Regions from separate parts of the Homo sapiens genome. Here region 2 is linked to region 1. A link is an interaction called in ENCODE POLR2A ChIA-PET data of the cell type or tissue named here. Cell type or tissue: HCT116. All regions are shown on one strand. Each heading gives the region's core, and the rest is flanking DNA. Links, peaks and the distances in the headings are about the cores only.

Region 1 (4,404 bases), core at 185-4,184:
GAGATTCAAAAAGCAAGGTAAATTCTACCATTGTCAAAAATTTATCAGTAGGAGCTCAGGGAAAGGAATCATATCCTGTGAAGTACATTTCCAGGTGTAAGACATGGTCCTACATCCCAGACGGGCTAGACTACTAAGAAGGTAACCAAAGCAAGAACTTAAACAGAGAGTAGAACAGGGATTGAGTTACCAAACAGGTGTCAACTGGGTTTTACCAACAGGGCAGAAGCTCCATTCCACCAGTCAGTCAGTCAGTCAGTCAGTCAGTCAATCAGCAAACATTTTTGTCTATGTGTAAGCCACCAATATATTAGATTCTAGGGCATAAAATAAAATAAGATATAGTTGCTGTCCTTTAATTGCTCACAGTTAGAGACTGGGATACAAGTTCAAGACCTGTCTAGGAGCGAGAGTCACAGGATGATGAATGCTAGAATAGAGAATCAACGTGATTTACATCTTTTCTGCCAAATGTCAGAATTGGTCTTAGAGATGGGGTATAAGAGGTGGAGTCTGCAAATGGGGATCCAGTAATTCTATTTATGGGTAAAGGAAGGTTGTAGAGGTCAGGAAGAGTAAGGGCCTGCCTCTTCTGGAACAGCATATGCAAGAACATAGAGATGGCATTTTCAAGTCTTGGCAGATATTTCCTTGCTCTGAATCCTATCATAGCTTGAAGAGAGCAGGGGAAGGGTTATGAACAGTTGTAGTTCTCTTTTGCTCTCAGCAAACAGGGACTTCACACATTTTAGTTAATCTGAAGATCAAAGAATGTCATGGGAGAAAATATGTTAAAAGCAAAACAATCCTTTTGAAATTGTGGGAAACCATCCGAGGAAAGACAAACATGTTTTTCCTCTATTAGATCATTTCTCTAGAAAGGAAAATCTTGATGATTTACTTACCTTCTAAGTGATTTTTAAATAATTAGTACCCATATGTGATTTCTGTCTCTATTTCATTATGATACTTTCTTGACACCTATTGTTCACATGAATTCTAAGGATGCTGCCAAAACAAATTTGTCACCTTACATGCTATGGGATAAAGTTATAAAACAATGTAACCAATATTAGCAGATTTCCTTATTCCAGTCTTCCAAATTTTGAGTTTGGTTCATTGTTAAGGGGTCTATTAGGAAGCATGCAGTCAACTCTGACCTAGGAATCAGGAAATTGGGTTTCAATCCTGTCTTTCCCTTTCTTGCTGTGTGACATTGGCCAGATCTCTTAATGGGAATTGGTTTCCTCAACTCCAAAATGCTTAGTTCATGCAGATGTTATAAATCTTAAATGAAATGATGAGGACATTAATACCAATATTTCAGGTTGGAATCTACAACCTCTCCAAATGCCATCCCACCTTTCCCTCAGCCTCATTCCCACATGATTCCTCTACATATCCTCCCTCTCAGCAAAACAAGATCACATTTGATTGACCCTGGGCACTCTTGTTTAGAACGTTTCCCTTCTATTTTCATTCAGGAACACTTTTGTTATTTCCCACTACCTAGAAAATAATGAATGAGGATACAAAGTGACTTTTCTCACTTGTTTTCTTGATGAGTCTGGTCCAAGTAGAGAAGCTGGTTACCTTTTTTCTAAAGCATTTGACTTTGGCTTTAGCCAAAATTTAACAGTATGTTTCTCTCTCTTTTTTCCTTAGTTTGGGTAGATCAGAAAGAGTGGTTTTAATAGGGTACTTTACAGTTAGCAACTTACTTGAAGAGCTTCTATGTTAAAATTAGTGCTTCTGTCAGAAATAGATAAAACATTTAAAATGTCTAGAAAGATTTCAGTTTATTTCAAATTATTGAGGGACTAATGGGCTATTCTCCATCAAAGTTCCTCAGGGACATACTGCTCTAATTATATGTATTGATTATTCTATTTTTCTGTATGCTTCTTAAGTAGTAATGATTTTTTCCAGAATATGCCTCTCTTATGTTTAATTGTTAATAAATATGTTACTAACAAAGTAAAATTATTTATTGAGAATCACAATTATGTACCAGATATTTAAAATAATATTAGTATGACTAGCCCCATTATAGAATATTAATCAAAGTTCAGAAAGGCTAAGTAAATTATCCAAGTTCAACCATAAATATTATTTTCCTGTTGGGGTTCAAGCGCAAGTCTACCTGACTCTAAAATGCAAACTTTTTCTATAATACCTTGAGGCAAACTTCAAATTATAACCTCAAAATGCTTGACTTACCTGTTTTAAATGAGGAGATATTTTTGTCTCCTGGGCTTGACACATACTTGGTGCTCAATAAATATAGAATAAGTGAAGAAATGAGTCATACTTATACCCAGAAAGAGCTGTGTGTATATTTTAGAAAGACACTAGAAGCTCTTGGGAGCATGTGGACAGTTGTGGCTGCTCCTGAGCTGACACTAACTGCTCATGACTCCTCTGTGGGAGAAGTAGGTGGTTTCCTAGAGGAAGAAGTTTGGGTAATGAAGCCACAGAGATTTGCTGATACATTTGCTAGGCACGACTTCTGGTCATTTAGAAAGCTATTTTGTGGCTTCATCAATAAGGTATTCCCCAGCTGTGTTACTCCTTCGCATTGTTATCTCTTTCCCTGGAATTGAAGGCTTCCTGGTCTGAGGCAAGGACAATTATTCCCTCACTGTCAACCCTGATCTCTGGCTGCAGTAATGAGTAGAGGAAGTAAGTAATACTGGGGAATCAATTTTTTTTGTATGGCATGGGATATAACTAATCCTTTGATTCTGAAATGTCATTGGTGTGTAAGATTCTCTGAGCATTCTCAGTAATAATGGGTACTACTGTTTGCAGAAATTAACAGATGGAAGCTGAAGTTCTCATTGCCTGGGAGTTATATTTTCTTTCATGAATAGTTTATTATTTTCTGATTATAAAATAATATATAGGTGTTAAAGAATATAATAAAGAGGAAAATTGAAAGAAGAGAAAAATATCATTTACAATTTCACCACATTAAATAAGACCACTATTGCTAACATTTTGGTAGATTTTTCTACTACCGCTGGCATTTTTTGGTAGTTGATATTATATTATACATATAAGTTTTACTTCTTTTTTTTGTCTGTTCACTTAGTATTCTGTGAATACTTTTCTAAGTGATTAAAAATGTAAAAACTCTTCTAAATAATTTTTTACTTGATGTTATAGTTACCCTCAATATTACTGTAAAGGCTCTTAAATATAAATGCATAATGATTATATACAATGTTCTTTTCTATAAATTAGCCATATCTGTCCAAGTCACATACCTTGTTGTTCATAGAACTAAGACTAGAAACAATTTGCTCTTATTAAACTAAAGGAATAAACAAAGTAAATTTTCTTGGTTTAGTGTTTTCACATTCTTGCTGAAGGCTAATATTAAAAATAAAATTGGGATTTTGATTAAAATTAAAATTATGTACTCTTAAAGAAGTGCTTCACTTAGTATATTCAGTCATTTTTTCAAGGTTCCCACACGATCATTCTGTTTTTAATGAGCTGAATGCAAGGAAAGAACAATGCCAGTAGTATTCTCTACTGGGATTTATTTTGCCTGTTAAAGAATACATCACCTTTGTGTCTGTATCAGATGGAATAGAAGCAGATTTTTACTGACAAATGATATAATATTATGGCATCTGCTATAGGTTTGTAGAACTGGGTTATGTTGTGGTTTTAATTATAACAATTTGATCTATAGTTTGAGTATGAACACTGAGATCTCCCCTTCCAAACTTTTCTTGTCATTTTTTACAGATGAAGAAATAAGAATGGAAGCATAATCATTTGTCCGAGGTCACAGAGGGAGATGATTACACAGCTGGAATGTAAGCCTCAGTACTTTACTGAATCCTTGGCTTTGTCCATGGGCCCAGCTACAGGCATAAAGCTTTTCTCTTCCCCAGCAGTGACTTCGAGTACCAGCTTTCAAATTTATTTGACATTGAATCTAAGCTTTGTGACCAGTATGTAGAAGGAGAAGAAGGGGAGGAATTACTTATCCTTTGGCATACATTAGCATGCAAATAAATCCTTTCTCTGCATTGTGGAAGGGTCTGAAATTATCACATATACAATGTATCTTTTATCAATGGCCTTGCATACAAATTTTACTTTGAAGAATCCAGATTTAGAGGTCTTCTCCAAACATTTGCATTGTTTCTTTTTCTTAGGATCAGAACTTCTACCTATTGTCATTTTAAGAAAAAAGATCATGAATTAATTAATTTATTCATTATTTACACCCTTATATTCTTTCCCAAATGTTTTAATGTGGCTTACATTGTATACATGTACACAATAAATATTTATATTTAAATAAGTTATAATCACAGAATGAGAATATTATTACAACCACTCATACTCATTCAAATAGCTTGATTATATCATTGAGCTTTTCTT
Region 2 (4,404 bases), core at 180-4,179, 91 kb before region 1:
CTTTTACGAAACAGAAAAGTGTTCAGAAGAGTAAGTTGCAACTGTTAACTAACGTATCTGATTTCATTTGGTTACAATAAAGTTTTTATTATTTGGTACTGTGAATTTTTAGACCAGAAGTACTATATCAACCTTGTAATTGTGAGGTTTGTTAAGTTGCATCACTACAAATCTCAGATAATTCAAATACTACTCTAATTTCACTTAATTTTTTAATGTCCTCTTTAGCCCTGGTAATTTTCCTTGTTCTGAAGTTTTGTCTGAAATTAATACAGTGACTCCAGTCTTCTTTAGTGTTCACAAGGTATATCTTTCTCCATCCCTACAGTTTTTAAATTGTGGTAAAACATATATAACATAAATTTAGTATTTAAAATATATTTCACTTTTTAAAGCAGTTTTAGGTTCATAATAAAACTGAATAGAAAGAACAGATATTTGTCATATATCCCTTGCCCCTACACTTGCATAGCCTCCTTCATTATTAACATTCCTGACTAAACTGATACATTTGTTACAATTGATGAACCTACACTGACACATTGTTATCACCCTGAGTCCACAGTTCATATTAGGGTTCACTCCTGGTGTACATTCTATAGGTCTGGACAAATATATGACATGTACCCACCACTATAGTATCACACAGAGTAGTTTCACTGCCCTAAAAATCCCATGTTCCACCTGCTCATCTCTACCTCCCCCAAAACCCTGGTAACCACTGATCTTTTTCGGGTCTCCCTAGTTTTGCCTTTTCCAGAGCATCAAACAGTTGGAATCACATAGTTGGTAGCCTTTTCGGATTGGCTGCTTTCATTTAGTAGAATGTATTTAAATTTCCTCCATGGTTTTTTGTGGCTTGATAGCTCATTTATTTAATTTTTAAAATACTGCATAAGATGCACATGCATTCAGAGTCCAAAGAGGGTCAATGTGACCATTTTTTTAAAAAGACATTGCCCCCAGCTTCATTCTTTTTAAGCTCAAACTCATCTCTGCATGTGTGATAATCTACAAAACTGAATAACATGAAGGAATGTGAGCTATATATAAATCCTCTTCAACTCCACCATGCACATACTCTACCTAGAATGCAATGGTTATACACACTGGAGTCATACAATCAATTTAAATGTCCTATCTACCACTCACTATGACCTTGAAAAGGTTACTTATTGCTGCTAAATCACAGTTTTGCCAGGGGTAAAATGGGAATATTAACAATTCAAGCTACCAAGGTTAAGATTTAAACGACATACCATACGAAAACAACTGGTGTCAAGGTCCTAAGCCATAACAATGTGCTCAATAAATATTTGTGAGTACTATTATTGTCATAAAAGATCAGAACAGCTTTTGCCCATTGTTTATTGACCCAGTACACTTGGCTACAATCTGGCGAAAGTTAAGAGAACAATGGCACATTATTTTAGGAAATTTAAATTTATAGCATGCTTTAAAGCTTCTAGTGTCTTGTAGAAAGTATAAATTTATGAGAAAGTAATGCTCACTAATCAACCCAATGACCTCTACTGCAGTTCAGTAACTCACTCTCAGGACCACAACCTGGACTTTATTTTTGCCATTATTGGAAACTACTCCCAACTCTGAAATCTTAAAAACTTTAACATCTCGCTCTTCTGGTTACAGTCTCCTGACCTCTCAGCTCTCTTACACCCACTGCATACTTTCTGTGAACTGGATTTCTCTCTTCTCTCTCCATCTGTTAAGCTGATCCTGGCCTCACTTCTTTCTCTACCTAGTCTGGGCCTCACGTCCAATACATTAACTACACTCTTTCTGATATCTTCGCTTTCTAGCCACTGTATTCTTCTTGAGCATATATCTGCCTGGCAAAAGCTCCACCCTAGATCATTAAATAATTTCTCTTTGTCAAAGAGTTGAGCACTATAGAAAGAGAAAAAACTCACAAAACCCAGGAGATGAGTGTCATCAGATAGTAATGGGTTCCAGCCTCAGATGGGCACTCAAAGCCTCTCAGTTTTCTCTTATTTGGTGGTACTCAAAGTCAAGTCAATGTTAGAATCACTTACAGGCTAATTAAAGGTTCTCAGGCTCCTATTTCCACCTCCCTGGATTCTAACAAGTATGTCAGAAAGATGACCTGAAACTTGGAAATAGGGTAAAAAAAAAGTGTGCAGCACATCCTTTAAATGTCATAAAAAGCAAAAGCCACTCAAAGTTATAGGGCAAAATAATTACCACCTGCTATTTAATGCTGATTAAAGGTTGCAGTCTTGGTTACATGTTAACTTACAGATTGTTTGGTAAAGATGCACATAATTTTTCTATAGTTGAAAAAATAACCTATAGGTAAAAGTTTAAGGCTTTGTTGGCCATTAATCAGTTTTGGCCATCTAATGCAGCTATCATATCCTAACATTGCCTATAAACACCTAGCTTCTCAAATACTCTATGGACAGTTTTAACATTTTACTGATTCCCTCATTAATGAATGAGTTGAACAAAATATTTGGTGTGTTTATCTTATATTTGCAAGACAACTGATTTTGCCTTTTTTGCAAATTATAACCTGTAATTGTAGTTCTTCAGTGGGGCCTTGGATCTGCAGTTTTACAAGCTTTAAAACACTAAGGGTAACAACTAAAAACACACAAAACCTCCTTCTACATGGTGTCCCCTCACCACCCCCCATCTACCACCTTTTTCTCACTTTTTCCTTCTTGTACATAGATTTCTTTAGTTGCCTATACTTGATGTCTTCTTTGCCTCCTTTTCTAATGTCAATGCACTGCAATTCACGTTCAAGACTGTTGCGGGTTGAATTGTGTCCCTCAAAAAGACACATGTTCAAGTCCTAATTTTTGGTACCTACAAATGTGACCTTATCTGGAAACTGGATTTTGCAAATGTAATCAAGTTAAAATGAAGTCATTCTGGAGTTAGGGTGGGCCCTAATCCAACAACTGGTGTTTTCTAAGAGGAGGAAAGTTTAGACAGAGATGCAGGGAGAACCACATGTAACCACAGAGGCAGAGACTGGAGTGATATATTAAAAGCCAAGCAATGCTAAGAGTTGCAATCACCAAAAAGCTAGAAAGAGATAAGGATCCTACCTTAGAGTCTTAGGAAAGAGCATGGCCCTCTGCACACCCTGCTGTCAGAATTCTAGCCTCCATAACTGTGAGACAATAAATTTAAGTCAGTTAAGCTTGTGGTACTTTGTTACAGCTGCCCTAGGAAACACACAGATCTACATATCCAATGAAACTCTTCACTAAAGCAGTCAGTTTCTGAGCTGCCAAAAGCCAATGGAGAATTTTCCATCCTTATCTTTTGTTACCTTCTACAGCATCTGGCATTGCTGGCACTTCCTTCTCTTGCTTCCTTCTCCCTTACTTCATATCTCCCCTCCCTCCTTCTTAAATCTCTCCTCCCATGTCTTAATTCCTTTAACCCTCCAACTGCATCTCGCAGACCTTAACTGTATGTAACCTTGTTACTACCAGCTGTTGATGTTGCTATTCTTCAGAGTTCTTTCCCCACTCTGTATTCTATGTGGGCAATCTACTCCTTGACTTCAGTTGTCACTAAATGGAGAAAGCTCCAAAGTCTTCAATCTTATCTATATACATACTAAGCACTTTTGCTCAGAAGTTCCACTTCATTTGAAACTCCACATGTCCTACGCATTCAATGAACAACCTCCACATGTCCAGCAGTGTGCTACTAGGTATTAGGAACAACAGTAAAAATGTCAGACAAGACCCCTGTCCTTACAGAGTTTACAATATAGGGAGTAAGACAAACACAGAGAGTCATTCCAGGGATGATGAGTACTACAGGGAAGTAATGAGTGCTTCAGTGTGAGTGTGAGAATGTGTGTGTGTGTGTGCATGTGTGACAGAGGGAGAGGGAGAAGGAGAGAGGGAGAGGGAGGGAGAGAGAGAGAGAGAGAAAGAAAGAAAAAAGCAAGCAAGCAAGCAAGCAGTTAGCTAGGTAGAAATCCTGGTGAATGAGAGAAGTGGAATGCAGGAAGAGGAAGAAGATTCCAGAAAGAAAAATCTCAATATTAAACTGACTTGGCTCTCTCAAATTTAACTAATCATTATATTTTATACTTTTTATCTCCTTAGCAGTTCTAAATTTAGTCCCTCTGAACAAGTGCAGGCCCTTGCAAAGTTCTCTAATAGGTTTCCCCACTTTCTATCTTTTCTCCCTCTAATCCACTGTCCACACTTCAGCCAGAGTTTCTTAAATACTAACTGGGTCATGTAGGTCCCTTATTTAGAAATCCTTTAACTGTTTTCCACTGATGATACAACGAAGTTCAAATGCTTCAGCCAGGATACAAAGGCTATCATAATCTGGCCCCTGATTCCCTTTCTGGTCTCATCTCTTCACTTTTCCCACAACCTCTTT

The links. ChIA-PET counts read pairs that join two places held together with the same protein. Peaks named below come from ENCODE experiments on the same cell type or tissue, not always from the same donor. Only the 100,000 strongest peaks of a DNase experiment are listed, where the experiment ranks them.
Region 2: POLR2A ChIA-PET joins it to region 1 with 8 read pairs; 6 of 35 experiments call an interaction of 5 or more read pairs at or near these places.

What each region holds. Positions count from the first base shown.
Region 1 is chr3:98,978,705-98,983,108 of GRCh38, forward strand. LINC00973 (long intergenic non-protein coding RNA 973) reads left to right here. Exons shown (of 3, transcript NR_186665.1): 2 at 3,760-3,830. Among named protein-coding and RNA genes, the nearest start is that of LINC00973, 66 kb to the left of the region's middle. In HCT116, for the core only: no CTCF peak of the experiment used is centred there; a DNase peak (open chromatin) is centred at 2,497; H3K4me3 peaks cover 1,784 bases; H3K27ac peaks cover 4,000 bases.
Region 2 is chr3:98,887,294-98,891,697 of GRCh38, forward strand. All of the region lies in intron 1 of DCBLD2 (discoidin, CUB and LCCL domain containing 2), which reads right to left. Among named protein-coding and RNA genes, the nearest start is that of DCBLD2, 12 kb to the right of the region's middle. In HCT116, for the core only: no CTCF peak of the experiment used is centred there; no DNase peak of the experiment used is centred there; H3K27ac peaks cover 4,000 bases.